Linked DNA regions of Homo sapiens: all the other regions are linked to region 2. Evidence: chromatin loops called from intact Hi-C (ENCODE). Cell type or tissue: heart left ventricle. All regions are shown on one strand. Each heading gives the region's core, and the rest is flanking DNA. Links, peaks and the distances in the headings are about the cores only.

Region 1 (5,000 bases), core at 1-5,000, 170 kb before region 2:
TTAGCTAGGTGTGGTGGCATGCATCTGTAGTCCCAGCTACTTGGGAGGCTGAGGTGGGAGGATTGCTTGAGCCAAGGAGGCAGAGGTTGCAGGGAGCCGAGATCGTGCCACTCCAGCCAGGGTAACACAGCAAGACTCTGACTCAAAAGAAAAAGAAAGAAATTTAGTCTTCCAAATTTTTCAAACAAATTTGTCTTTTACTAGAATATTTAAACCATTTACATTTGATGTCATTAATATATTTTAAATTTTATCCATTAGCCTATTGTTTGTTTCTTCCAATTAACCTGTTTTATATTCTTTCTCTTCTCTCTTGCCTTCTTTTGATTTTATCAAGTAGTTTTCATTATTCAATTTCTTTTGCCAGCTAATAATTCTTTTACTGTTTCAATCATGGTTACCCTAATGATTAAAACCATCCTTGCTAATTACAGTCTAATACAAATCAGTACTTCTATCACTTTATAGCTAACTCTAAGACCTTAAAACACTTTATGTATACCCTTCCCACTTTTTGAGTTGCTGATATCATGAGTTTTAATTCCACATACATTTTAGAGCTCATAAAAATTGTCTGATACAATTAATATAGTTCATCTATATATTTACCCTTTCTGTCACTCTTCAATCCATACATACTGGTTTTGACAACTTATAGTTCCTCACAGTGCTATAAAATACAAAGAAGATACATAGAAAATAAAAATGTTATCAGACAGATTATGGGAAGGAAAAGCATAATACTTCAGTAGAGAAAGAACATAATGCCTTGGAGAAGAAAAACTTTCCTCCTAGCTTTCTCTACTATTTTAAGAGTAGGCTTAAATGTCAAATGCTAGCTTTCAATGCATCTATTAGCAGATCAACTGAAAATACTTGATGTGACAATTTTCAGTACTCTAATAACTCTTCCTAGAAAACATGCAACTTACCTATATTTACTTCTACTAGCAGTCATATTCTTACATATCATTGTTTACCTTACCCAGTTTCCACATAAGCTCATAAAAATAAAAGCGGAATTTTCTCATGTATAAAAATACAAAAGGGATTGATGCTACCATACTAAACCTATATTCCTTAATGTGCTTTTATAACCATACAGATTAGTCAGTCATATTTAACACTATCATGGACAACCAACAAAGGGTGAGAACAAAATTGAAATTATCAGTATAAGGTCAGCATATATGCCCAAGTTTGCTGCACACAAAGACTGTTTTTTAAATGATGGTTTAGCTATACTTGCAGATCTTGCTGCTTCTTGCAAGGTTTATGTTCGGCTCACAGCGTTCACTCAAAAAAGATTATCTAATTTTTTTTCTGTCATATGAAAAAAGAAAGTTCATGACTCTCCTGATTTAGTTGTCTAACAGTTCATTCTAACAAATACTGTGTTTTTGTGCATACTTAGAAAGCTTTCTCTGACACACCTACTCTAGTATCAGCTCTTCATTGAACAAATCATATTTAAGACTAGTGACTTGAGTTATCATAGGGCTTCACTAATACTGATGTTCTCTCTCCAATACAAATAGGGGTCTCTAATGATTATCTGGATACCCTTTCTATAGGGTATTAGTTAGTCAGGATAATCTACTAGGCCTGGGGCTGTAACAAATATTCCCCATAATCTTAGAGACTTAGCAAAAATGTCTCTCTTACACATGGTCTACTGACTCAAATTGCATTTAAACAATAAATCATCCTTGATTTAGTTAGGCAATAATTATATATATTTTATACACATACACATTTTTCCCTACTAACATCCGACTCAAGAATATACTAATTAGAAAGCTCACTCTTGGCTGGGCATGGTGGCTCACGCCTGTAATTCCAGCACTTTGGGAGGCCGAGGCAGGTGGATCATCTGAGGTCAGGAGGTCGAGACCAGCCTGGCCAACATGGCGAAACCCTATCTCTACTAAAAGCACAAAAATTAGCTGAGTGTGGTGGTGGGCGCCTGTAATCCCAGCTACTCAGGAGGCTGAGGCAGGAAAATCGCTTGAACCTGGGAGGCGGAGGTTGCAGTGAGCCGAGATCACGCCACTGCACTCCAGCCTGGGTGACAAGAGCAAGATTAGGTCTCAAAAAAAAAAAAAAAAAAAAAAAAAAAAGGCAAGCAAGCAAGCTCACTCTGGCTGAAGATATGAAATCTATATTAAAAGTCCTGATTTATGGATCAGGGATGTGCATGAACATGAAATTCTTATACTTTCTATGCAATCAAGTTTTGATTTTCACTAAGAAATTGGAATCCATTTTAGTATAAGCTTTCCTATTTGGCAACTGAGCTTTACTCTTAAGACTCCATTATTCCTATGCTGTTTTGCAATAAACACTATGGACAAAGTAAAAACGCTACATTTTAGGAGTGACTAATTGACTATAATATTTCTCAGATTTTGCTATCTTCTACATTTGTACACTTGTAGGACAGACAGGGTTTATACAGACCAGAAGGCTTATCAGATCTTTATAAAAATATTCCTTTGTCAGTGTCTATTTAACTTAATAAAGTACTCAGAATTCTATCTAACCTAACACTTCCAACAACAGCAGTGTTTGGAATATTGCCAAAATCATGTTTATTACTTATGAAATAGAGTTTTGAAATGTTCATAATCTGGAATAGAAGTAATATTTGTGTCAAATACTCAATTCTAACTCAATTCACCTAAAGGTAGGTAGTTTAAGTTACAGAAAACGCCATGATCCCAAGATGGTCTAATAACTGTATCTAATAACAAAAGATTAAAATAGGTGTGTGTGTGTCTGTGTGTGTGTGTGTGTGTGTGTGTGTCTGTGCATGCGTGCACACGTGTATGTGTTTAGAGGAGGGAGGTTTGATGAATTTAGGCCCTTAAGTCCAATAAAAATTGGAAACGTCATATATGTAACACTGGGAGGCAGTATAACATAGAAGTTAAGGATGTAGGCTTTTAGCTGTTTTTTTCTGGGTTTGAATCCTGGCTCTATCACTTATTAACTCTGTGTATTTAAGAAAAAGTTTAACTTGTTTATATCTTAGTTTCCTCATATACCATATGGATTTAAAGAATACTTCATAATGTAGTATTAAATGAGTTAATGTACATAAATTGTTTAGATCGATGCCAGGCACAGAGAGAGTACTCAGTAAATGTTAGGAAATATCAGCACTACCACTCTGAAATCAGTAAAAGAATCCTTAGTATGCAAGTCAAAGTTCAAATCTACAAATTTACACATAATTTACAGGAAGTTGTGCATACTTTCAGTCTAATGTCTACTCAAGTTTCAAGACCTTCATTATTCCACAAAAAAATTATTGCTTATACATGATAACCTAATCAACAAGTGTTTACTGAATACCTACTAGGCACTGTGTGTACAAACAAGAGGCATAACAACTGCCCCTCAAAACCTTATAATTATTAACAAATTATTTAGACTATGATATAAGACCATATTTAATTGAATGCTGAACTCTGTGGTACAGAATATAAGTCCTGGTATATCCTAATGTTTACTGAAGACTAAGAGGACAGGGACTTCTATGACAGCCGACGCAAGGATGCCTAGCTTACTGCATACATTCCCAAAACTAAGGGCTTACTCTTTATTATGCCAACTGTAGGGCAGATGAAATAATCTAACCCCTCTCCACCTCTGCCCTGCAAAAAAGAAAAAAAAAAAGCTTTAAAATATTTGGCTAATGAAGCTTTTATTCCTAATACCAATAATCATACCTTTTTAGACATATTATATCACTATGGGTATATGTAGCACCATAAGCCATAGAACCACCAGCATAGTTATCTTGGGCTGCCATTCTAAACACAAAAAACAAAAATCTGATTTATTAGGAACCAAAAAACTATATCACTTATGTTGAGTTTACTATTAACATAATTTCTGCCATAAGAAATCACAGAGGGATTCAAGAAAGATGACAAAGTAGGAACCACCAGGAATCTGTCTCCCAACTTAGACAACAACTGCACTGGCAGAATCTGTCTAAAGTAATTATCTTGGAACTCTGTAGTCCACTGAAGGCTTGCAACTTCCAAGAGAAGGACTAAATGATAAAGTGCATTAATTTGGGTCATTTTCAGCTCTTAACACTGTTGCAGCAAGCCATCCTCCACTCCTAGCTCCCTGGCAGGCAGCTGTGCATGTGCTCCTGGAGCAGTTTGTACTCAGCTTGCAGGAGCCCACGTAGGCAAAAAGGACCTTGTCCTCCAGGTATGGAGATCTGTACTCTGATCACTGATTGTTGCCAAAGATCACATGGGTGTAGTCAAAGAGGCTGCCAGCCATTGTTGTTGCACCTCCTCCCGGTGTTGCAAGAGCCCCCCTGCTCCCCTGAAATGACTTCCAGGGAACTTAAAGGGCCAGAGCCAATTTTTCTTCCTGTATTTATTTTTCTCTTTTTCTCCTTTTGGGAGCCAGACATTAAAGACTGGGACATTCAAAAACAACTGTAAATATGGACAAAACTGGAAAATGATCATGCATGTCCAGGAAAAGATGCAAAGAAAATACCTGGGAAGACCTTAAGTTTATATTTCTATCTCTGACATAGGCTGATCCCTGTTTCCTTACCCAGTCTACAAAAACCAAAAACAATAAACAAAAATAATACTAAAACAACCAGCCCTAGTGAAAGGAGAAAATCTGATTTCCAGACTTAGCACATTAATAGATTTAAATGTCTAGTTTTCAACAACAACAAAAAATCACAAGGCATACAAAGAAACAGGAAAGTATGGCACATTCAAAGGCAAAAAATAAATCATAGAAATCGTCCTTGAAAAAGACCTGATGGCAAATCTACCATAGCTCTTTAAATGCTGTCTTAAAGATGTGCAAAGAACTAAAGGAAGGTGCAGACAGAATCAAGAAAATGATGTATGAAAAACGTGTAAGTATCAGTAGAGCTACAGAACCTAAAAAAGAACCAAAGAGAAATTCTGGAGCTGAGAAGTACAAAATGAAAAATTCACTATATAGAT
Region 2 (6,625 bases), core at 857-5,856:
AGCAAAGGCTTGGAGGTGCGAAGCTGCACAGTGTCCTGGGGGAGCACGAAATGATGCTATTTAAAGTAAAAAAAGCAAGGTGGACATTGCCAAGACCTGAGAGGTAGGCAAGGGCCAGGTAATACTGGCTGTAATGGTAGCAGATCTTCATCTAGGGCTTATGTTGGGGGGGCCTTGTGTAGCAGACTCAGGAGTTTGATGGCTATAATAGGAGAGTCCTCCAAAAAGAAGGTGTGCAGTCAGACCCACAGCAGTGTGTGGAGGATGGATCAGAGCCAGGCTGGAGAAAGGAAGACCAGTTAGCTGGGTGGTCTTCCAAGCTTCCTTTCTGGCTAACTGGTCTTCCTTTCTCCAGCCTGTCTCTGATGCACCAATTCAGGCAATAGGCAATTTAAGGACTGAACCAAGGCAGGGCCAGTGGGGAAGGAAATGTGCTTGAGAAGCATTTAGAATGCCATGTTGACAGGCTTGATGATTGGCTGAAGGAGGAAGATGGGGGAGATAGAGGAGCCAAGGGTACCTCATGGGGTCACCAGCTGAAACAGACCATAGCAGTGGAAACATTCATGAAACACGCCAAGCACCTACTAGGTGGTGACGCTATTCTAGTCACTGGGGACACAGAGACAAATCATTCACTGTTCTTGAACATTCTTTAGGGTTATTTAAAGACAAGCTTAATCTGTATTTATAAACTCATGTCCAGCCAAATTTGGGTAAATCTCAGAATTTTTTTTTCCTTTACCAAAAAATGCATCCTTTTCTTCCCTGCCACACTAAAACTCACTACCTGTCTTTCTTTGTTTCTCCAGCAGGCTACACTCACACAGCTAGGGTAGTTTAAGAGGGCCCATTTGTCCCTGAGTAGTATTAGGGCAGCCCTTTTGGGGCCATGGCTGGGTGGCTAAGGTTGGAGGCTGGAAGCTTCCTTGAGAGTCAAGTCTCTTTCCAGCCATTTCTGCCATTCAGGTTGAGTATTTTTCCCCCTGGGATGAATTTCCTCATAAAATAAATGTCTTGTCTGAATTAATCTTATTTTTAAAAGGAGAGAGTCATCATATTGTAAAGACAGATCATAAAAAGATGCATCAATCTGTCAGGAAGGCTGGTTAATATGAGTATTTGTTTAGCACAGACAGTGTGCCCTGAGGCATCTCAACTCCCAGGCTGGGCTGGTGCTGGGCTTAGCCCCTGTGCACACAATTTCACGTGTATGCCCACGGCCTCCACAGTCCTTCTGGACTAGTTTTGGGCCTAGACAGGGCATTTTATTTTAATACTTAGGCCATTCAGGGCCAGCAGCATATTGATAATGGGCACTATAGGAGCCTCCCTTATTGAAGAGCCCACGGAGTGACCCCTGACGGGGAGGGCCAGTCCCCTGGCTTAGGCCCGAAATACTTTCACTTGATACCAAATCAATATTCAGGATCTTAGACAACACTGCAGATAATCTCTGCATTTTGTTTTACTCTTAAAAAATAGATACAAGCCATACAAAAGTACATAAATTAAAAAGTAAAATATCACATGAGTAATACAGGAAGTGAAACCTTACTCAGGTAACACACAAATACAGGAAACAGATAAGAGGAAAACATTCAAGTCCTCCTTTGCCTCCTCCACAGTTAACCACTGCGAACTGCTTAGCATTTGGGCATCATCGGCCATCAGCAAGAAAACGCATCAGGATGGCTGGCTGACTTTTCTCCTTTCACCAGATGTTAACAATGCTGTAGACACATCTGGGCCCCCAACAGATAAGGGCTGTCTGGGCCCAAGACAGATTAAGGCTGGCTTCTAACTGTCTTTCCGTGTATTTTTATCTATTTATCCCCACATGATATACATATGTCATTTATTTTCTGTGTTATAAATAGGATTATATCAAACACTTGGTACTTGTTTTTTCTTTTCTTTTACATGACATCCTATTTGGGGTTTCTTTTTAAAATAAAACTATAATATTAATAAAAACTTAAACTTTACAGAAGGGCAAAAAGTAAAACAAAAACAAAAACACAAAATCCTTTCCTTCATTGTATCCCTCCATTCCCACTCCCCAGAGCACACAGATAAATATACTTTCATGTATCCTTTTAGAAATGACAAGTGCTTAAACGCATACATACTTGATCTGTTCACTTTATAATAAGAAAGTGAGAACTCAGAGAGGTCAAATGATACACCCAAGGTCACACAGCAGACTGTGGCAGAGGCAAGTGTAGGACTCAGTGCCCTGCCTCCCAGAGGGCAAAGGTTTGTCCACTGTGTCTCCAACAGGTTGGCCCAGAGCCAGTCTCGGCTAATGTTCCTCATCCCTCCCTACCTTCAACCTTGTCTGCCAGCCTGGTGACTCTCCATGTTGCCCATGCCCCCTCCCCTCCCACGAATGCCCCAGCTCAGTGTATTAATAGCCTGCACTTGTGCCGCTCGTCCAGGAGGGCCCTGCCTGATTGGTCATTTCAGGAATGCCTGCTGTCTCCGTCAGCGCTGTCCTCACAGAACAGTGCAATGGCACCTGGCAAAGTGGTTCAGTGGGCTTGTGTTTGTGCTTTTGTTCCCCAAATTACAAGTGACAATTAGGTGCAAAAGACTCTTTGTAAGGATAATTCCATTTAAGTAACCCCTTGCCCTGGGAGGAACCGACATCTGGTCTACACTCTGTGCTAGGCTTTGGGTCCCCATGTCTGGCCTTGGGGAGTTTGCAGCTTCATGGGGGAGGATGGGCACACGTGCCGATAACTGGCCTTGCTCCTTCTCTCTTCTCTTTGCATGTGTCAGCCTTATCTGTCGTGGGCCCAGATGTTTCTACAGCATTGGCAACATCTGGTGAGAGAAGAAAAGTCAGCCAGTCATCCGGATGCATTTTCCTGTTGATGGCCGATGATGCCCATCTGCACATCTGGGAAACATCCAGATGGTCAGACCATGCGTGCTGTACACTCACATGTGTGGTCCTGCTGCCTTCGATGACATGTCCACCGAGGCAGACAGAACCTGGACCTGTGAACTCTCCCCAAGCCAGGCCTGTTCAGTTCAACTTGACCTCACCGATGGACATTTTGTTGCAAGCAGAAAAGAGGAAAGCCCAGAACTGGACACTGGGTATGGGGAGGGTAGAGTTTCTGGGGGAAGGCAGCGGCAGTGAGAAGCTGCCAGCTAGAGAAACTGACCTTGAACATGAAGTCTCTTGACTTCACAGAGATGGAGCCTGGAGGTTTTGCCTCTAGTGGGGAGCTTTGGAACAGGGCGTTGTCTTCCCAGCCCCTTTCCCTTTGATTAACTGCCACTCACGGACCAGTCTCACTTCCTGGGAAACAAACCCGCTTGAGATCCGTGATTCTGCAGCGCCCTCTCGTGGGCAACTGGAATCTGTCTGGAGAGAAAACCTCAGGACACGGGCATATGGTCGTCACACATGTGGGCATTCACGGATTTTAGAATCGTATGTCCAAGTCCTTCCACCTGCTCCCACCCACTATATTATTAAGTCCTAAACGAACAGCTGACTATTTGTATATGCGGGTGGGAGCCTGGTGGAAATCTGTTACGAGAGGGCAAAGGACTGAGGGCAGGGCTCAAATGTGTTAAGGCGGTGTAGACAGAGATGGGAAAGAATCCAAAACGGTGACATGCATGTGTGTGTGTGCATTGAGTGCATGTGTGAGACATCCTGTGCTAAACAGATTCTGCCACGTTTCCAAATGATTTGGCACAGCCTGTTTACATCCTCCAACCTTAAGTCAGAACACCCTCTTTAGTTTCCTTCTGTGCCCCAGAGAGCGTTTTGTCCAAGCCTTCCCAAGCCTGATGAAGAGGGGAAAGTACAGACTCAACAGAGGGAAAGAGGTTCCAAGAGTGTGTGGCCTCAGGCTGGTAAAACTCCAGGTGTGAGTTTCCCTGGTGAGTTGTGTGCCTCCCCAGGCTTGCTGGAAATTAAACACGATCTGGTTGGAAGGCCCCAACACCAGGTCTCCTGGCCTTGCTGACTCCCAGTCCAGGGAGATGGAGGCTTGGTGCAAGCACGAGCCCCGCTTTCCACCCACCCAAACCGAATTAGCCTCTCCTTGACTGCAGGCCCCACTCCTCCTCTCGTATTCTTCTTCCCGTTCCTCCTCACATCTTAAAGATGACATCCTCACTCCCATCCTGCTCTGTCCCAGTCCTCAGGGTATGTTTTGCCTTCCCCTTCCCAGGGCCTGCCTCAGCGTCTTCCTCCACCATCCCCTTCCTATTGCCCCTTTCAGAAGAGAGCTTTCCCCCACCTTCATTCTTCCATCCACCCAACTGGCTCATCCCCTGCAGGTCACACCCACCCCTACTGCTGCATCCCAGCCCCACCTTAGATAAGGGACATCATCATCCAGGTTATGATCCGGCTTCTTTACCTCCCCCTTTGCAACCATGGACTTCCAACCCATGGAAAAGAAAGGTGCCAGCTACAATCCCATTGGAAAGTGCCTGGTTCCAACCCCATGATGGCAGCCTTGGGGAAGGGTGCTTTACACTGTCAAGAAGAGAACCTATCAGGACTGACTGCAAGGTGGAGGATGCCCAGGAAATGTGGGGCTCACAGGAGCTCATGGTGTGGCACAGATGGAAATGTCCAGCTCAGATGGAGGAGGTGAGGCCCACCCTGTCCTCTGCCCAGGGCCGCTCCTCCCCACAGTATGTGCTGAGAGAGCCTTTGCTGCCTCTGCTGTTCCCTCCTGCCCAGACAGGGACAGACGCAAACAGAGGCTGGAAAACAGAGACAGAGGGAGCCAGGATAAAGAGAAATGATGTAGATGCACGAAAGCCTGGAGCAGCAAGGAGCTGAACTGAGGTGGAATGTCTTGAGCACTTGGCGTCTCATGTCACCTCACAGCAACTGTGACTGACGGATGGCATCAGCTTATTTCACAGATGAAAATAACAGACATGGGGAAGCTTCCAGGGCCACACAGCCAGAGTGTGGCTGAGCTGAGCTTCCAGGCTTAGCCCGCTTCATCCCCAGGCACTTGGCCTTTCCACGACAGAGAGAGGCACACAAAGAGGCTGTCTCCATCCTGTTTCTCAAGCGACTCAGCACACAGAGAGAAGGAAGAGGCCAGCATACAGAGCCCAGAGAGGCTCTGAGGGACGCGCCAGGAGAGAGGGAGATGGGGAGACAAAGACACAAGGAGGGGCAGGGAAAGATGCTGCTTATTTCTCCCTATGCAAATGGATTTGGTGGAAAATACATATTTCAGGTTTCATTCCCAGATCATCAGAATCAGAATTTCTGGTAGTGGGACCAAGGAATGTGCATTTGAAGAAGGCTCCTCCAAGTAGCAAGGTGTGCTGAGATATTTGCACCTAACTTGAAAATGCATCCAAAAAATCAGATAAATTGACAGATGGAAAGAGGGAGGAGGAACTGATGGATAATATGTGATAAACAGAGCAAATTATTAACTGAGGAGTCTAGAAAGTAGGTAACACTGTTCACTGTATGATTCTTCTCACTTTTTGTAGGTTTGAACAATTTTATAAGATGCCGGAGAAATAAGCTTCCAAATGACTGTGATGATTGGGCAGGTTTGGGACCATGGATGTGGGGGAAGGCTCCGTCGGAAAATGTTTGGAGGAGTGGTTGCCCTCTGCCCCCTCGAACCCCACCCCCAAGCTCCCGTGACCAGCCTCTGGTTCCCTCACTTTCACAGAAACCCCAGAATCTACAGCAGACTGAACAAGGCACTGTCCCTTCCCCTGGGTTCTAGAGGAAGTTCATCTGCCCCTTGGGGTCTCCTGTTCTCTCTGTTGAGCAGGATTAGGGGGTCCCTAGGCTTTGTCTTATTGGGTGGGTCATCTGAGGCTGGTCCCTGTGGGGGCATTTATACTAATGCAATGAAGCAGACCCATGGTGTGGACTTGGGGCAGAGCTTGGAGAGGTGAGGCTAGAAATTCTCTTGGAAAAATCTGAAGCCGAACTTCTCACAATGGCCCTTCAGCACCTTGGCCAGAGCTGGGGAGCCACAGAAGAAGACCTGCACCTTGCCCTTCTTCTCAGCAGCCACTTTCTGGAACACCTGGAGTCAGTGGGGTTGAGGAAGAGAAGAGGGAAGATAGGTGGAGCTGCTGACTCACCAGTGACACAACCACCTGGAGGTAACAGCATAACGGGTCGGCAGCAATGAGCATTCCCATTTTACACAGGGAGCTGCATGGCACAGCTGCTGGGTTTTACAGCAGAGTTCAACACTCAGCCATTCAACTAAGAGCCATTTGTTCAGCTGGCAACATGACCCAGAACCCCAGGTAGAGGACCAGGGCCAGAAATAAATAAGACCCAGGCCCTCCACTCAAGGATCTGCAACTGTGGGAGACAGGCACTAAATCAGACACGCAGAGAGATGCATACAGTGCTCTGGGACTCCCATGGGAGTCTGAACCTGGTGTTAGTCCCCAGGGCTGGCCACCCTGCTGTGATTTAAATATCCTTCCTGATGTCAGTCTTTCCCCCAGTGAGGACCCTTTTCTACCCCAAATTCTGCTTATGAATTGCCTTTTTCTGAAAGTCCTCTTTGATGCCCAAGCACTCACCACAGACATTCCCCTCCCACTCAGCTGTCATGACCCAGGCATGGGGTCATCTGCAGCA
Region 3 (6,625 bases), core at 790-5,789, 410 kb before region 2:
CAGTGCACAGTCCAGAGGAGACACCACACAGAGCAGAACACAGAGGAAATGGTATTAGCTGTGTATCTCAGGCTGTCCCCAGGGCTGGAGAGACTCAAGGAGGCTTCTGGGCAGGCTGAGCAGAGAGAACACTGCAGAGGGGAGAGATGCCACGGGTCAGCTGGGTGAAGGCATTTGCTGGAACTGAGGGAGCGCTCAAGGGAAGTGAGGAGAGTCCTCTCCCCAAGAGCCTCCCCCACAGCCACTTATCCTGTCCCTCTGCTCTGGGCCCCACCCCCACCTCTAAGTCAAGCAAACCCAACTTGTTGAAAGCAAGCAAACAGCCACGGAGCAAGACGCACACACTTCTCACCCATTCCCAGCCAAGGGGAACGGGCTATAGTTTGTTGACAGAGAGAAAAGTAATCAATTTTTCATTACCCAGTGAAGGCAACAGAATGTCTCAGGATGTCAACAGTTTCCAGGCAACAAAGACAAACCAAATACACAGGCCCCTCACCTGAAAGCTGTTTCCTTTACAAGCATCAGCTTGAATGAGAGGAGGTAATGAGAGAGGCAGAGGCAGGTGAAACCACTTGGCAGCCGCAGCGTATGAGTCAGACGCTGGGGCTCTGTGGTTGTCTGCAGTGACCCCATTAGCAGATCTCATCAGACTACGTACGACTCAAAGCAGAGCCTGCACTGGGGGAGGATTCAGGCACAAGATGTCGGAGCAAGACCGGAGAGAGTGGCTAATGTGGCTTATTCATTCATTTATTCAGCAAACATTTTTTAGGGCTCTTAGGCCCTGGGCTCAGGCCTGAGGCCCCAGTCTAGCTGAGGAGATGAGCGTGGAGACAGCGTCCCCTTACCTTAGGGATGAGAAGACTGACAACCACAGAGAGGAAGTGACTGTCCCAAGATCACAGAACCACACGGGGCACTTGGCAGCTGTGCCGCAGGTCTCCAGCATGCAGCAGGCCTATGCACATGGAAGGAGGCTCAGGAAGCGGCCGGCACAGACGTAGTCTCATCGAGAATTAACACAGGGAGCTTTCCAGAGACCTTTAGCAAAAGTGTTCAGATACTGAACCTAAAAAGTAAAAGGAGATCATTAGAATCTCTTATGGTGCCTATATTATTGTTATTTTTAACTCTCAAGGTGATTCTAACCAAAACAGAAAGGATGGCCCTTTCTGGAGCTCCTTCCCCAGCACAATGTCGGGCCTCAGAGCTCCCAGGATGTCTCCTTGTGTTTGCGTTAACGTTTCTCAGTGAGTGTCAATGGAGACTCGAGAATAAGTCAACACAGGTCCTCACAATAAATGCCAAGGCTTGTTAGCAGAGTAAACCGTGTGCTTAGCCCGTCTTAAAAGAATCTTTGCTGAGTAAACACAAGAAAGGTTTTACCTGAGAGTCAACAGAGCAAGGAGCTAATGGGCCCCGCCGGGCTGGAAGGTGACTCCACTGGCACCTGCCGCAGGGCCCAACAGGGGCCCTGGGAGGGGAGTCGGGATTGGCCATGTGGGAGCTGGAGCATCCTCAAAAGCCCTTCATGGCAACGTGAGGACACCAGGGGCCAGAGAGGTCAGGGGGCTTGTCGAAGGCCCCACAGCTTGTTGAAACAGAACTAAATCTCTCTTACCCAGCAGCCTCTGCTCGCCCAGGGAGCCCAGTCTCTTGGTGAGGAGGCAAAAACCCAGTCCACAGAAAGGAGGTCCTGGGAATCAATCCCATTTGCTCTGAAGTATGAAGAAACTGATGTCTTATCCTTCCCAGGGCAGTTTTGGTATTTAAAGAAGACTGCAGGGAAATGAAGCCCTAATGGTGGCATGTCTGAAATGACAGCAGAGGGAAAATATTTTGGGTCCGAATAGGGCTTCTAGCTTTTTCGGTCTCTGAATGTTCACACTGATTCAATATTATCCTTGGTGACAGTGGATAAAAAACAAGCCTCGTGGTGAAACCCCGTCTCTACTAAAACTACAAAAATCAGCCGGGTGTGGTGGTGCGCGCCTATAGTCCCAGCTACTCGGGAGGCTGAGGCAGGAGAATCGCTGGAACTCAGGAGGCGGAGGTTGTAGTGAGACGAGATCATGCCACTGCACTCCAGCCTGGGTGACAGAGAGACTCCATCTCCAAACAAACAAACAAACAAAAAACAAGCCTGAACTGCTTTCTGTCTTTTCACCACACCTCACAACTTCTTTGATGGCCTGATATGCATGAGGTTCTCATTTTCCCAAGTAAAGAAAAATTATGACCTGAAATCTTGGACCTATAAGCTTGTTAGTCTCAAAACCCAAGTACAACCACTAACTTAATATCTCATTTAACGTGCCACCAGAAAAAAACCTTCCAATATTCAATTTTTCATTTAATTTGTGAATTCCTTTCCTCTTTCTCAAAAGAATTTGAGTATAGATCAAAGTACAACGATGCAGTAAAGTCAATAAAAAAGCTGCCAAAATTTTTATTTTAAAAATCAGTACCAAGAAAAGGAGGAGGAGGTAAACACCTTATCCATTTGGGTTAATTTAATTACTGAGATTGGGCACCTGGTCTGGTACTGAATTTCTCAGCAGCTGAAGCAGAGAAGAGAGAGTGTGAAGTCACAGAGCTCTCGTTATCATACAGGAGGATGCAGACTAATGCCCCAGAGGACACAAACTTTCTCCTGCCCCTAAATTTTACAAGAATTTTTCACATGAGACCTTATTTAGGAGACCATAACAATATAAGAGCCTGCTCAAGTTTTCTGGCAAAAGCAGAAATGGTTTTCATGTGGCCTTTTCTTCCAACAACCTTTGAGGAAAACCAAGGGTGCACCAGATTGCACAGTGATTCAGTGACATCTTTCTTTGTTTTTAAACAAGAAATGAACTTGAGCATTTGCAGAGGCAAAGTGAAGCGTGCTAAGTAAATTACAAGGGAGGGAAGACCATATTAAAGTGCTCTTGGTTTCCTCTTGGCTGGGTCATGGGAGGGCACACAAACATGCTTTCCTTACTAAGGTGTGGACTGACTCACTCATCCTTCGGCCAAGCAGCCAGGCAGCTCTGACTGTGGAACTCACACCCTAGCCTAGAAGCACTCTAGCGTGAAGGGGTCAACCCCAGTAGCCCTTCCCAGGATTGGCCACTATGGGGCAACACTGAGCCAGCATCTGGAAAACAAAAATTCCTTTTGTCAGCAAAGCCATCCAGCATGTATGAAATTCTACCAACCCAATAATTCCATTAATTCTGAAAATCCAATATTTGACCTTCTCCATAAAGGGTGTAAAAATAAAACAGCCTTTCTAATTGTAGAAACTGTTTCTTTGATTTCCTTTTTATTTTATTTATTTTATTTTTTGAGACAGTCTCTCTCTGTCATCCAGGATAGAGTGCAATGGCGCAATCTTGGTTCATTCCAACCTCCAGCTCCAGGGTTCAAACAATTCTCATGCCTCAGCCTCCTGAGTAGCTGGGACTACAGGCACACGCCACCACACCCGGCTCATTTTTGTATTTTTAGTAGAGGTGGGTTTTTGCCATGTTGGCCAGGCTGGTCTCCAACTGCTGGCCTCAAGTGATCCACCTTCCTCGGCCTCCCAAAGGAGTGAGTCACCGTGCCCTGCCACTTTTTAACTTTTTAGCCACCAATTCATATGAGATAGCAAAGAAAAGCTCAACAGTTTTTGAACAGTAACTATGCTGTTTTATATGTGCCATCTCACTTAATTCTAAAAGAACTCTATGAGGTAGGTGTCAACATGATCCCCACTATGCATATGATGGAACTGAGGCACAGAGAGGTTAAATAACTCACTCAAAGTCACACAGCCCTATTTAGCGGCAATGGGATTTGAGCCAGCCCAGGTAGTCTGATATCAGAGCATTTAACCCTGTGTCCCAGAAGACTTACATGATCTCATAGCTAGAGGAAGCATCTAGTTCACTTCCTCCTGGAGCAACACTGTCTTCCATATCCCAGCCTCAGCCTAACACCTAGCAAAGCTTTTCCTTATTTTTCTTATTTTGACCTAAAACTGTCTCAAAACTGGTCAGAGTTCTTCCTTCTAGAACTACTTGGAAGTTGAGTCTCTCTTCCACATGAAACCCTCTCCAATTTTTAAAAAATCAAAACCAGTGTTTTTAATTTAGAAAAGTAATGTATGTTCATGGTCTTTAAAAATTCAAGCAATATAAAAAGGATAAACTGGAAAGTAAAAATATTTCTTCCACCCCATCCAATCCCTGTCCTCAGAAGTAACCACTATAATTACTCTTGAATCCTCCCAGAAGTTTTTTAATACTATAAAACATATGCACATTTTTTTTATTTTTTTACTCAAATAGGGTCATGTTATGCATACTGGTGGCAACTTACCTTTTTTCACTTAACAAGGTGTCCTGGATGTCTTTCCATAGCGGCATTCCTATACATAGCTACATGAAAACATTAACATTTATTCAACCTGCCTATCATCCATACTTTTTTTCTAATACAAGCAATACTTCAGTGAAATTGTACATAGCATAGGTTCCTACAAATGAAATTCCTGGATAGAGGGTAAGCGCACTTTTGAGAGAGAGGACCAAATGACCCTAAAAAAATTGTAGTAGTTCTGGCCGGGCTCGGTGGCTCACGCCTATAATCCCAGCACTTTGAGAAGCCGAGGCGGGCAGATCACGAGGTCAGGAGATCAAGACCATCCTGGCTAACATGGTGAAACCCTGTTTCTCCTAAAAATACAAAAAATTAGCAGGGCGTGGTGGCGGGCGCCTGTAGTCCCAGCTACTCGGGAGGCTGAGGCAGGAGAATGGCGTGAACCCGGGAGGCGGAGCTTGCAGTGAGTTGAGATCGCACCGCTCCACTCCAGCCTAGGCGACAGAGCAAGACTCCATCTCAAAAAAAAAAAAAAAAAAAAAAAAAAACAAAACAAAACTGTAGTAGTTCAAACTCAAACAGGCTGAAGAAAACATTTAAAAATTAAAAAAAAAAATTGGAACTTGTAGTGATGGCACAGTGGCTCACCACCTGTAATCCAGCTACTTGGAGACTGGGGCAGGAAGGTTGCTTGAGCCCCAAGGAGGTCGAGGCTGCAGTGAGCCTTGATCACACCACTGCACTCCAGCCTGGGTGACAAAGCAAGACCCTGTCTCAAAAAAAAAGTAAATTTAAAAAATTCAAAATCCCCACATTATTAACTGTGGTTTTCAGTCTTTAATAAAATAGTAGAATGAAACATTAAGGGGCTGGGTGTGGAGGCTCTCGCCTGTAATCCCAGCACTTTGGGAGGCCAAGGATGGAGGATCACTTGAGCCTAGGAGTTCAAGACCACCCTGGGCAACATGGTGAAACCCTATCTCTAGAAAAGACCAAAAAAAAAAAAAAAAAAAGTAGCCTGGCGTGGTGACATGTGCCTGTAATCCCGGCTACTCGGGAGGATCGCTTGAGCCCCAGAGTTCAAGGTTGCAGTGAGCAGAGATCATGCCACTGCACTCCATCCTGGGCGACAGTGAGATCCTGTCTCAAAAAAAAAGAAGAGAAGAAGAAAGAGAAAGAGGAGGAGGAGGGGAAAGGAGGGGTAGGGGAGGAGGAGGGAGAGGAGGAGTAAAGAAGAAAAGAAAGAAGAAAAACGTTATAGGAATTTACACCCAAATCAACCAACAGCCCATTTTCCCAGGTTTGTCAATATGGCTTTTTATCAAACTGTTAACTTTTCCTTCCACGTTTGAAGACAGCTCTTCATTCATATATTCATTTACACATTATTTCAAACCATATTGACTACGCGTCTTCTCCTCAGGTGCTGAGGAGCTGGGTTTGCTCTGATCCGGGAGTTTCCAGCCCTGACTGACTTATCCTCCCGCTCATCAGAAGAGCTTATGAAAATTCCCGGTGGCTGCCTCGAGGGGCTGGTTCGGTGGGCCTTGGAGGGGCCCGGCAAGCTGTTTAGTTGTTTGTTTCATTCATTTTTGTTTTTGTTTACCAGCTTCCCACGTGATTTAGCTATTTGATAAGAAGCCAAAGGTAGAGCAAATCTTCCCTCTCCTTTCTCTGGGTAAAATCGCCTTCTGGAAATGAAGGCGCTGGGAACGGCTAGAACCCACTACTGGGAAGTGAAGGAAGAGGGATCTGGTGCTCGAGACCTCTCCTGGTAACGCCGAAATCCACTGCTGCTCCCGAGTCCTCCAAGCAACAGCCCGGGCTCAGGATTCCCAACTACAAACGCGCCCCAGCCCATTCCTGCTGGCTAATGAAAGCGTTGGCCTCTCCGGACACACAGGATTCGAAACAGATCAGCTGCCTTCAACCACTAATCAGCTCCTGACTTAAGACATTCCTCCGGGGGACGGAGGGTCAAGAGCATGCGCAGAAGCCAGCTGTCCCGAAGGCGCCCCCAGCGGTTAACAGGCCTCAGCGAAACTGGAAAGTTCGGCTTCCCTCGGCCACACTCGGCCTCCAGCCCCGCCTCTCGGCCCGCCTTTTCCTCCCGGCCCTGCGTTGGTGGGCGCGCCGCGGGCTCTAAAAGCTCGACTGTCGGCCGGGCGCTGTGGCGCACGCCTGTAATCCCAGCACTTTGGGAGGGCAAGGTGGGTGGATCAAAGTTCGCGACCAGCCTGACCAACATGGTGAAACTACGTCTCTACTAAAT
Region 4 (6,625 bases), core at 632-5,631, 340 kb before region 2:
GGCCCAGGGACTGACAGCAAGTATTGGAGACCTGCCTGCAGAGCTCGCTCTCCTGCTCACTCCACTCAGCCCCAGGCTGCCTGTTCTATGACGTTCCCGAGCCCCCAGTCATATTGTCAGTCAGGGCCTCTGTGCTTATGTCATCTCCTAACCACTCCTCAAGTGCCACCAAGGCAGCACCTGGGTGTGGGGGAAAGAAAGATATATCAGACTGTTACTGTGTCTATGTAGAAAAAGGAAGACATAAGAAACTCCATTTTGATCTGTACTAAGAAAAATCTTCTTATTTATTTTCTCAGTCTCTCGTCCCACCTGACGAGAAATACCCACAGGTGTGGAGGGGCTGGCCCCCTTCACCTGGGTCTCGACTCCTGTTTTGTTCTGCGGTTCCCATTGCAGTGCTGTGACCCCCCAGAAGCTCAGGAAAACAACTGACTTCCTGGTGTTGCCAACAGGCAGAGAGGAGATGCAGCCAGTCCTTACCCTGTAGAAGATGGGGAGGGAGTCCCAGGTGTACGGATAAGCAAAGGCGAGGACACGAATCACCTTACAGAGTCTGGGCTTCTGGATTTCAAGAAACCTAAATCAGGGAAGGAAAGTGGGGAGGAAATGGAATGAAAAGAGTCTCAGCAAATTGCATACGCACATGCATGCACACCGAGGGCCTGGTCATCAACAGAGGACAAGCATTTTTCTACAAGCTCCTGTGGCCAGCAGCTTCTCCACCAGCCTCGTCCATTCCTCCCACCCCAATGGAAGTGACAAAACTTCAGATGCAAAAAGATCTCCAGGGACACCATCTCCTGACCATGGGAAGCAGTGGTGTCCAGACTAAGCCAGAAAGGAGGCGCTGGGCAGAAACCCTTCAAGGGCCAAGTTATGTAACTGCCAAAGAACCTTTTAAAACTCTAGTTGCTACAGGGACAGGGAACGGGTAGGGGGAATCGGGGGATCCACTGCCACAGACTCTTGGGGGGCACACTCTGCAGAGGCTGAGATGCACCCATCTAGTTGGAGCCCAGGTATTATCATGCAGGAGACCTGGGTTCAAGTAGGTGTTTGACCCTTGGAGAGCTTTCTGGAATATTTATACCACACACAGGGATACTTGGCTTGGGAAAACTAAATAAACGTGAAGTCTTTCCTTCTCTTCTTCATTGCCACCCTCACCCAACCTCCAATCCAAAGACAGCTGACAGCAACATTAAAACAAGTGATGCTGATTGTTGAGAAGAGAGGCAGGTCCCCCCAGACAGAACATGACAGGGCCTCAGCTGACTTGGGCCCAGCCTGGGGCAGCAGCTCAGGGTATGGGGAACTGGGTAGCACAGACAGCAGGCTGCACACTGGGAGGACATGGGGAGGGGCAGGGAGGGTCTCTGCACAAAATCACAGCCCTGAACTGAGGCCTGGGTAAGGAAGTGCTCATGGGCCCTGGCTGGGCCACCAAGGCCAGGTAGTAGGGACAGGTAAAGTCCCCACATCAATGCTGAGGTGTACTGTGGAGGGCTGTGTCCTCCCTTGGGGCCCACAGGGCTGCAGGGTAAGGAACCCAGCACAGTGGATGCACAGCCACACGCTGAGGCTCTTGGGATGGCTGTTCTGATGCAGTCTGTAAAGGCAATGCATGCATCTGGGCCCTTTCAGCCTTTGCTGACAGTTCTGCCCCCTATCACACTGGAGGGATGGGGTCTGTGTCCTGCTGTGGCTCCTATCTCTGCTCCCAAGAACCTCGGTCCCAGTCCACAAGCCTGTTCCTTCTCCTTCAAATGCCATCTGCTGTTTCCTCTGAGCCCAGACCGATTTCACCTGGCCAGGCTGTTCATATCTCGTATGAGCCAGTAAAGCCACCTGACCATAAACCCAGCTGCTGCCTGTATCTCTCAGCATGGAGTATGCAGGGACTTCCACATTGGGCAGTTAGGGAACCCTCCTCAGGCAGGTGCCAGATCTGGTCAGGCCTGGATCCTGGGGACCCAGCACAGAAGCAGGTCTGAGGATGCGGACATTCTCCAGGCTATTGTGCTCCACTCAGTCCTCAGGGCAACCGAGCACAAATGGCCCACCCGGAGATTCCTGTTTCAGGAGAAAGGGACACCACTGTGTGCCCGGAGAAGCCCCACAGCCTCCCAAGACAAACCCCAACTTCACTCCAGCCCACTTTCGTGTTTCTTCTTTCCTGACCCTGCCTGTAAGTCATACATGGTACATGGCATGTACCAGGTGAGAAGCTCAAGGAGAAGGAACTAGGATGCATCATCCCCCCCGAAAAAGAACCAAACTCCCGGAGAGGTGAGGCAGCGCAGCACTGTGATTTTATGTGGAGAGCTTGATTGGGACACACTGGGTTCAAATCCTGACCCTGCCCTTCACAACCACGTGACCTCGGCAGGTCACTAACCTTTGTGTACCTCCTGATCCTCATGTGTAACACAGGGACAATGACTGTGCCTTGTCACAGCCTCGTTGTATGGATTTGATGAAACGATGCTCCCGAGGTGTTTAGAACTGTGCATGGCACAGTCGCACAGACTAAACAGCAGCTTTTAAAAACACATGCATCGTGGAGCTCCATTCTCTCCCCATCCCCACCTTGTATCTATGTTGGTCCAGATAATAGGAACAGGAGGGAACAAATAGGTTCTGGGTGATTTGCCTGAAGTCAGATGAGCCAATAAGAAGCAGAGCTAGGATTTAAACCCTGGGCTTTCTGGCCCCCAAGTGTCACCCCCTCTGTCTCAGGCAGTAGGCTGCGCAGACTCAGACCCCGCCCGGCCTTCACCCTTCCCTGCCCGCTCTGCCCCTGGAGCAGAGGGCACACACTCCTGCTATCCCGAGAGCCAGGTATCTGCCTCACCGGCCTTCTTAGTCCTCCGGCAGACCCTGCCCTGCCGCGGCAGGCCGCCCCCTCCTGCCCTGTGCCCTGCCACCGCCTGCCGTCTCCAGGTTGAGAGGCTCGCTCTTAAAGGGCCCCTGTGGCCACTTACACGCGAAGAAATCTGGCTGTGGCTGGCGAAGGCCATCCCCCAAAGCATGGATTTTCTGTGACTTGAGACAACATTTCGCTCGGCCTGATAAAGTGTTTCCCCAGGGGCAAACGGACCAGCCTCTCCAGCTGCAAAGCCGGGTCTAGAGGGAAAAGAGAAGGAGAAAAAGCAGAAGAGAAGAGAGACAGCAACAGAGAGAAAAAGGCAGAAGGGCCAGTAGCTCGGGAGAGGGGCCGTCCGCTACCAAGTTGCAGTTCCGCATTAGGCCACGCGATGTCGCCACAGCCAGAGCAGAACCACAGCCGCAGCATCCTCAGAGGCGCCCCACGTGCGGCCCCACAGCCCAGCCTGCTCGGGCTTAGGGCAGTCCCGCACCAGAGGGCTAAGGGGCTGCTATAGAGGAAGTGAGGTCTCTGCTCAGAACGAGGTTGGCAGGACACACTGGGTTACGGGAGAAGCCTTCGTTAAGAAAGGGTCGATTCAACACAATCTGACAAAAAAGCTGGAAGGATTGGCAACTGGAATTCCGGAACTAGGGCTTGAAACTAGCGGGCCTTTGGAAAAATCATTCTATTGCAGAGGCGCACGCACGAGTGCACGTGTGTGTGTACATGGGGGCGGTAGTTATGGTTGTTTTATTGTGTAGGAGTTGTCTTATTTTGGAGAACTGCAGGGATGTAGACATTTCCCCATGCCCCTAACTGGCTATAGCAGCACTTTATCCTCTGGCCAAGCCTCTGTCTGAGAACCATGTCTGCTGAGCCTTCTACCTCCAGCGCTGACCTCAAACCCCTTCCAGGTCAGCTCCACCCCTCTGAACTGCCTCAGCAACTGCCTCTAAGCTGTCCTTAGAGCAGAGCTCATGGGTGAAAATTAATCTCTCGCCCTCACTGCTCTGACCAGGAGGTTTTTCACTCAGCAGCTCTTTGAAAAAAAAAAAACAAAAAACAAAAAAAAAACAATCAATGGTTGGATGCACTGGAAGGAGATGGACAGTGATTTGTCCATACAGTACTTGCTGTGTAACTGACATTCCTGAAGGGAGTGGCAGCCGTTTCCTGTGCAGGCATGAGCAGGCCAGGGCCTCGGCCACCCCCACCTTGCTCCAAGAACCACGAAGAGGGCACGCATTCTCTCATTTCCCCTCTCAAATGCTACAGAATGAGAAGGCAGTTTTCTGGAACATTTTCATTTGAACCAAAGTCCATGACAATAAGAACCAAAAACCACTCAGGGGACGACAAAGCTCTCTATGTTGAGATTGGCCTTAATGGTCTGCCTTGTAATGGAACGAATGCCATTTCAACCCTGATTTTCGGGCAAGCATCAGATAACTGTCAAGCAAATACTGAGGTTCCTGGTCTCCCCCAGGAGGTCTTCCCCTCCCTGGAGGGGAAGGTGGTTCTCTCCCGCTCCTGCCCAACTGCAGCCGGATGGAGCAGGAGGGAGAGGCAGGGGTGGAGCCTGGGGGAGGAAGACAGCTGGGAAAGGAAGCTTGGAGAAGACACTAAGGCATCGACATTGCACGATGCCCAAACCAGAGAGGACCCAGAGGGTATTGTCTCAGATGCCCTCATTGAAGACGTAGACCCTGAGGCCCAGAGTGGACAGTGACTGCCCTGAGGCCATACAGCAAGTCTGGGGGAGCAGGGTTGAAATTCAGGCCTCCAGATACCCACACCCTCCTCTCTACCCACTTCTTCTGAAATTACTCAGGGCCAGCATCACTTCTGCACACGAGTCAGCTTTCTCACTCTCCAGACACCAAAGGCAGAGACAGGGAATGAAGAGAGGGGAGGACAGGCCTTGTAAGAGCAGCAAAACCATGGGTCAGGGAACGTGGAGCGAGGACGAGGTACAAAGGGCACTGGAAGGGCCACATGCCCACTCTACCTTTGGGTGCAAGAGTGTGGCATGTGCCCCCTTCCTCCTTTTTGATTCCAACATAGCCCCTCACCTCCCTCTCCCCTCAGCTCCCACTTCAGTTGCTGCTAATATGCCTGGAAACCCCTCAGGGCATGGAAGCTGAGTGCGTAGGATTTTTTTTTTTCCCTAAGAGATTCTCATCCTTCATGAGCAAAGGGCCAGTCCTCATAGGACCCACAGGCCCCCAGCCCACCATCCAAGCCCCTCTGTAGCTGCTCTCCTCCATCTACTCTTGCAGACTCTGGCAGCTCTAACACACCTTGCTGCTTCCCCACCCTGGCCCACCCTCTCTGTAGTCCTCATCCTTGTCCTGGCTGGTTGCTATGTCCTCCTCTTCAGCTAAAGTGTTCTACCTCCTTCAATATCCAGTCCTAAAGCCACTTCTCAGAACCCTGTGTATACCGGCAGGTGTCATTCTGCCTTATCATTATTTGTTTACATTACACTCCCTCCTGCTACACTCTAACGGAAATCATGGCCTCATGGACCTCTGGGGGCATCTGCAGTCTGTCTCTCCTATGGCACTGGGTGCTCTCTGAAGGCAAGGGCATCCTTCTGGCACCCTCAGCTCCTAACGTGGTACCTGGAGTATGGCAGGCATTTAAGGAATGTTAGATGGGTGGGCGGGTGTGTAGATGGGTGGATAGATGGAATAGGCACAGATGTACTCCATAAATAAATAACCCATTTCATTGGCAAAGGGAGAAGCCCCCAAACTCAGGCACCCAGGAGATGTCTGGCAAAGCTGCCCTGACAGATAAGTTCCTCCAAAGACACCAGGCATGCCACATCCAAAAGACCCCATCCGTTATATCTGAACCATCAGGGAAGACTCCTGGCTAGAAGAAAGTAATCTAGGCTGGGCAGGGTGGCTCACACCTGTAATACCAGCACTTTGGGAGGCTGAGGAGAGTGGATCATCTGAGGTCAGGAGCTCGAGACCAGCCTGGCCAACATGGCGAAACCTTGTCTCTACTTAAAACAAAAAAAAATAAAATAAAACCAGCAAGTGTTCTAAGAATTTGAATTATGAGCTCATGGGGAAGCCATCTTGGATCATTCACTCTGGAGACAATTTCTTTTTTTTCTTGGCTCCACTGCCCGGGCTGGAGTACAGTGGCATGCTCTCAGCTCACTGCAACCTCTGCCTCCTGGGTTCAAGCGATTCTCCTGCCTCAGCCTCTTGAGTAGCTGGGATTACAGGTACCTGCCACCACACCCAGCTAACTTTCGTATTTTTAGTGGAGACAGGTTTTCACCACATTGGCCAGGCTGGTCTTGAACTCCTGACCTCAGGTGATCCACCCACCTGGCGCTCCCAAAATGCTGGGATTACAGGTGTGAGCCACTGCACCCAGCCTCACTCTGGAGACTTTCTTCCACACTCACGAAGCCTTCTCTTCCTCCTCTGCCCCCTCAACCTGTGGTACTCTCCCTGTCTAATCCTAAATTTCAAACGCCAGAGCCACACAGCCCTAGGAGAGCGAACCAGATGGGGCAGTGACTGGTCCAAGGACCAGGTCCAAGAGTGTCCAGGTTCCTGGACCATGGCCAGTCCACAAGCCCATGCACCCAGGTCTCCGGGGCTTGCTTCATCTCTGCTGGACTTGTTTCCGCAGGGTTATTACTGTTCTATATCTGTTATACCTCCCTTCATCCACGGCAGGGACTCCTAGAAACAGACTTTCACTCCCATGGAAGGCAGCTCCACA
Region 5 (5,000 bases), core at 1-5,000, 210 kb before region 2:
CTCGCTCCACAACACATTATTAATTTGATTTTGAAAATGATAGATTTGTTTTCACATACTTGCTAGAAGTGCTAATAAAATTTCTGGAAATTAAGCAATGGGCTCATGTGTACAACAAAAAGTGAGAGAATGGTGGAGTGACAGGGTAAAGCTCAGGCTTTGGAGTTTAAAAACCTCAGATTTGAATTTTTGTTCAACCACTAGCTTTGAGAAGTCTGGCAAGATGCACCTCTTTGAGCCTCAGTTTCTTCACATGTTAAATAGAGATAATATTACTTTGCAGGGTAATTGTGAGGATTTTAAGAAAGACAATGGAGTGGAATATAGTAATAAATGATGGTTATTATTCCGAAGCCACTGGCTTCAGAGGTCAAAAAGTTAAAGCTGTTTTATTTGACAAATTATTAAAGAGAAAATTTCTCTTGAATATTTATAGTATTAATGATGGCTAATTCCCAGAAAGATGACATTTTGAATACTGCTCATCTAGATCTACCAAGAAACTGAGCATATTAAAATAGCAGTAGCAGCAGCAAGAATAAGAACAACAAAAATATACGTAGTACAAATTTTAAAATATTAAAGGGAAATCTTCCTATCTTGATCTTTTCACAGCTTAAATGTCCAAAACGCATTCACATGTATTATCTCACTTGATACTTAATCTTCTGAAGCTGGTAGGGCAGGAATTATTATATTACATCTCCATTTTAGAGGTGAAGATATGTAGGCTTTGCAAGGTTAAATGGTTTGCCCAATGCCAAAAGCTAATTAGTTGTAGAGCAGGGACTAGAATCCAGGTTTCCCGGACTCAGGTTCAGACTGTGAAAAAGACAAATGATATTGGAGATGGTATTCTTATGAGAATATTCAATAGAAAGGTTCTCTTAGATGCAGCCATAGAAGCAGATCTATGCTTTGCAGAATCCTTGAAAAAATCTTTAGTGTGTCACCAGGAGCAAAGATCAGAAATGTGAACTGGGCCAGGCACAACTGGTCACACTCAGCAGTTTCGGAGGCCAAGGCAGGAGGACTGCTTGAAGCGAGGAGCTTGAGACCAGTCTGGGCAAGAAAGCGAGACCCTAACTCTACAAAAAATATAATACAATAGCCAAGTGCAGTGGCATGTGTAGTCCTAGGTACTTGGGAGGCCAACGTGGGAGGACTGCTTGAGCCCAGGAGTTTAAGGCTGAAGTAAGCTATGATCACACCACTCTTGTTCTGGGTGACAGAATGAGACTCTGTCTCTTAAAAAAAAAAAGAAAGGGAAAAAGGAATGTGAACTGATGATAGTGTATACTTGGAGGGTGTCAGTATGCTGAGTTGATCATTTAACTCTTGCAACACTGGACTCAAGCAGTATGGTTATATTTGTCCCAAGGCTCTTAATTACTTCATTGGATGGAACAGACAATTCTGAAAGTTGTATCAAGAATGAGAACATCCTCATAGACTTATGCATCAAACAATGCTCTGAGTAACTTAATAGAAAAACTGATTGCAGAAGTAAACTTCTAATACAGTAAAAAATCCATCTTATCTGGCAAAATGTCAACATGTACTCTCTCTCTTAACTAGCATTTTTCTGCATCTATAGTAAAATGGGATCTGAAGTTCAGGACAACATCCCTGAAACACTGCAGGATTCTGAACTGACTTATGAACCACTCAAGATTAAATTATATTCAGTGGAGCAGACTATCTTGAGTGCTTATTTTTTCATTCTCATCAGATGGGATTATTAACTATGACGTCTATTCTGGCCAAACTGGATAACAATGACCCATCTTTAGAAGTCCAAGTGTGAGGAAGCTGGAAAAGTACCCATTTCCTCCCAGAATTTCGGAAGCTGGAAGAGTACCCATTTCCTCCCAGAATTACAATTTTATTTACACAAATTTAATGAAATGACATGGTTTAATCAGTCACCTTATATCTTCATATGACAAACCAGTCCAAAGAACTCAGTAATGAACGATGTCAAGGGATGTAACCTTTTAAAAAGCCAATGTATTAATTTTCCTAAGACCTTAACACCAGCAGAGGGTGTTACTGAGTCATCTAGGAGAAGTGACAGAAGTCACAATCCTCAATTTAAATTAACCAACCAACAATTATAATCTTCACAACAATCTTACAAATCATTTAATTCCCATTTTATAGATATACAGAGGACGTTAAATAACCTCCTGGCATCATTCACGAGGACCTGAATGGGAGCAAATGGGATGGTGGAAACCAGTTTGGCAATGTACCAGGTAAGGTTCTGAGCTCTACTGGAGGTACTAGGCTATCTGAAGATTCCTCCTTCAAATCTAATAGAAAGTTTTGTTTTTTTTTTATTGTTTGAAAGCCATGACCCATCCTCTCCTAACCAGTTATTCCCAGTAGTTACTATAACTGTTTATTTTTGGTATATGTGACACATATATATGCACTTTAGGCAATAAAGGATGATCAACATTTAAGAATACTTTTGACATTGGTCTTAGCAATGATTGTTTAGATTTGACATCAAATGTACAAGCAAAAGGGGCACAGAAAAACAAGTGGGACTACATCAAACTAAAAAGCTTTTGCACAGCAAGGGAAACAATCAACAAAATGAAAAGCAACCTATAGAATAGGAGAGAATATGTACAAACATATATCTGATAAGAGGTTAATATCCAAAATCTATCAGGAACTTATACAAATAGCAAAAAAAAATCTGATTAAAAAATAAGCAAATGATCTGAATAGACACTTTTTCAAAGAAGACACGAGTGGCCAAAAGGTATATAAAAAGGTGCTCAACATCATTAATCACGAGGGAAATAAATGCAAAGCAAAACCACAATGATATATCATCACCTTACACCTGTTGGGATGACTATCATAAAAAAGGGAAGAGATAAGAAGTACTGGTGAGGATATGGAGAAAGGGAAACCCTTGCGCACTTTGGGTGGGAATGTAAATTGGCATAGTCATTAGGAAACAGTATGGAGGTTCCTCAAAAAATTAAAAATAGAACTACCATATGATCCAGCAATCCCACTTCCTGGTATACAACCCAAGGAAATGAAATCAATAACCTCAAAAAGATACCTGCACTCCCATGTTCTTTGCAGCATTATTCACAATAGCCAAGGCATGGGAGCAACCTAAGTGTCTAGTATAGATAAAGAAAATATGGTGTAAATATGTGTGTGTGTGTGTGCACGTGCACACACATGTGTGTATACACACACACATACCTATAGAATAGAATATTAGCCATAACAAAGAAGGAAATCCTGCCGTTTGTGACAACATAGACGAACCTTGAAGGAATTATGCTACGTGTGACAAGTCAGAGAAAGATACTGTATGATCTCACTTATATGTGGACCTCCAAACAACTGAACTCACAGAAACAGTAGAATGGTGGTTGTCGGGCTGGGGGGGTGGGAAAAATGGGGAGATGTTGATCAAAGGGTACAAACTTCAGATATAAGATGAGTAAGATCTAGGGGTCTGATGTACAGCATGGTGACTACAGCTTATAATACTGTATTGTATGCCTGAAATGTGCTAAAATATCTCTTAAATGTTCTCACCACCACCAACACCATACAAAGAAAGGTAACTATGAGGTGATGGATGTGTTAACTAATTTAATTATGGCAGTCATTTCACAACATATATGTATATCAAAGCATCACATTGTATACATTTGCCAGTTATACCTCAATAAAGCTGGGAAAAAAAGCCTTTAAATCAATGTTTCACATCCAACAAAAACTGTTAATCAATCCATTCGTTTAATCAACAGATTTACTATGCAGCATGAGAAGAGGCCCTACTCAAAATCTTAAGAAACACCAAGAGAAAGAAGAATCAGGCAGAAGAAGAGAAGCTCCCAAGAAGCCTGAGAAAGAATGGCTACAGAAATAGGAGAAAGTGAGGTCATGGAAATCAAATGAAAAGAGTGCTTGGGGAAAGGGAAAGCTAATTTAATTTAATAGAGTAGGACAGGCCTAAAGTTTCAATTCATTCAATTTTAAAATTAGAAAAAGGAATAAAACATTATTCGACAAATAAAACAACAAAAATATGCTGCAGACCCATATTATATGCCTCTTCACTCATATTTGATTTTATCCCCTTTCAGAAAAAAAAATCGAAGGCCAAGAAAGAAAAAAAAAAAGACCAACAGCATTCAGCTTGTGGTCCTCCAGGGTCTCACCTCACTTGAGCCTATGCTTTTATGTACAAGTTCCAATTTCCTCTTAATGGTGATTCTCTGAATTTATCTCCCATGAGGTCTATATCCTCTAAAAAGCCTCATTTCTCATACCTATGCTTCAATAAAATAGTCTCACCTCTTTGATTCCCTTCTCCTGCTCTGTTCTGAGCAATAACTCCCATGTAACTCCAACTCACCTTCTCTCATACTCTTATAGTATGCAACTGGAGAGGCAGCATCCTTAGTTCAAAAATCCGAAATCTGAAATGCTCCAAAATCCAAAACTTTTTGAGTGCTAACATGATGCCACAAGTGGAAAATTCCAGATCTTCCCTCATGATGGGTCGCATATATTATTAAAAATATTATAATATGTTACCCTCGGGCTATGTGTATAGCATATGAAATATAAAAGAATTTTGTGTTTAGACTTGAGTCCCATCCCCAGGATATTTATGTATATGTAAATATTCCAAAATCTGAAACACTTCTAGTCCCAAGCATTTCAGATAAGGGATACTCAACCTGTACATGCACACACAGAATTCCATTCCCAGCTAGCACGCTTCCACCAACAGGGAGTTCCAACTTAGAACAGCTGTGTCCCACTCGCAGAGTGGCTGTTAGAGACAGAGTTCTCTCCTCTATATGCTTAAAACCATCTTAGGAAGTAGTTTTATCTCCAGCTACTGGCTACAGAATGAGGGGCTAAGGATCCCTCATTTAAGATGTGGGGACCTATCTTTTGTATTACTCAAAGCACCCAAAAGTGCACAATGAAATCTGTTGCTC

The links. Peaks named below come from ENCODE experiments on the same cell type or tissue, not always from the same donor. Only the 100,000 strongest peaks of a DNase experiment are listed, where the experiment ranks them.
Region 1: a loop joins it to region 2, with 11 times the contacts of the local background. A loop is called at or near these places in 75 of 110 quality-filtered maps.
Region 3: a loop joins it to region 2, with 4 times the contacts of the local background. A loop is called at or near these places in 19 of 110 quality-filtered maps.
Region 4: it touches region 2 in a loop (10-fold over the local background); 105 of 110 quality-filtered maps call a loop at or near these places.
Region 5: it touches region 2 in a loop (16-fold over the local background); 85 of 110 quality-filtered maps call a loop at or near these places.

What each region holds. Positions count from the first base shown.
Region 1 is chr15:69,223,854-69,228,853 of GRCh38, reverse strand. The region is part of intron 2 of GLCE (glucuronic acid epimerase); the gene reads right to left. Among named protein-coding and RNA genes, the nearest start is that of GLCE, 66 kb to the right of the region's middle. In heart left ventricle, for the core only: a CTCF peak has its summit at 2,921; no DNase peak of the experiment used is centred there.
Region 2 is chr15:69,055,993-69,062,617 of GRCh38, reverse strand. SPESP1-NOX5 (SPESP1-NOX5 readthrough) reads right to left here. Exons shown (of 17, transcript NR_033672.2): 17 at 1-6,053. NOX5 (NADPH oxidase 5) reads right to left here. Exons shown (of 16, transcript NM_024505.4): 16 at 1-6,053. The coding sequence ends at 5,922. Among named protein-coding and RNA genes, the nearest start is that of EWSAT1, 22 kb to the left of the region's middle. RefSeq lists an enhancer at 2,138-2,637. In heart left ventricle, for the core only: a CTCF peak has its summit at 3,360 (motif pointing left); DNase peaks (open chromatin) are centred at 2,395 and 3,337; H3K4me3 peaks cover 323 bases; H3K27ac peaks cover 1,462 bases.
Region 3 is chr15:69,462,620-69,469,244 of GRCh38, reverse strand. LINC02896 (long intergenic non-protein coding RNA 2896) reads left to right here and starts at 6,469. Exons shown (of 3, transcript XR_932420.2): 1 at 6,469-6,563. RefSeq lists enhancers at 703-902, 5,943-6,450, 6,221-6,515, 6,451-6,625. In heart left ventricle, for the core only: CTCF peaks have their summits at 2,922 and 3,122; no DNase peak of the experiment used is centred there; H3K4me3 peaks cover 264 bases; H3K27ac peaks cover 282 bases.
Region 4 is chr15:69,391,423-69,398,047 of GRCh38, reverse strand. PAQR5 (progestin and adipoQ receptor family member 5) reads right to left here. Exons shown (of 9, transcript NM_017705.4): 7 at 484-580. It overlaps KIF23-AS1 (KIF23 and PAQR5 antisense RNA 1), which reads left to right. Exons shown (of 2, transcript NR_132971.1): 2 at 300-1,144. Among named protein-coding and RNA genes, the nearest start is that of KIF23, 20 kb to the left of the region's middle. In heart left ventricle, for the core only: CTCF peaks have their summits at 3,049 and 3,256; DNase peaks (open chromatin) are centred at 1,399 and 3,277; H3K4me3 peaks cover 326 bases.
Region 5 is chr15:69,262,597-69,267,596 of GRCh38, reverse strand. The region is part of intron 4 of GLCE (glucuronic acid epimerase); the gene reads right to left. Among named protein-coding and RNA genes, the nearest start is that of PAQR5-DT, 34 kb to the left of the region's middle. In heart left ventricle, for the core only: a CTCF peak has its summit at 2,045 (motif pointing right); no DNase peak of the experiment used is centred there.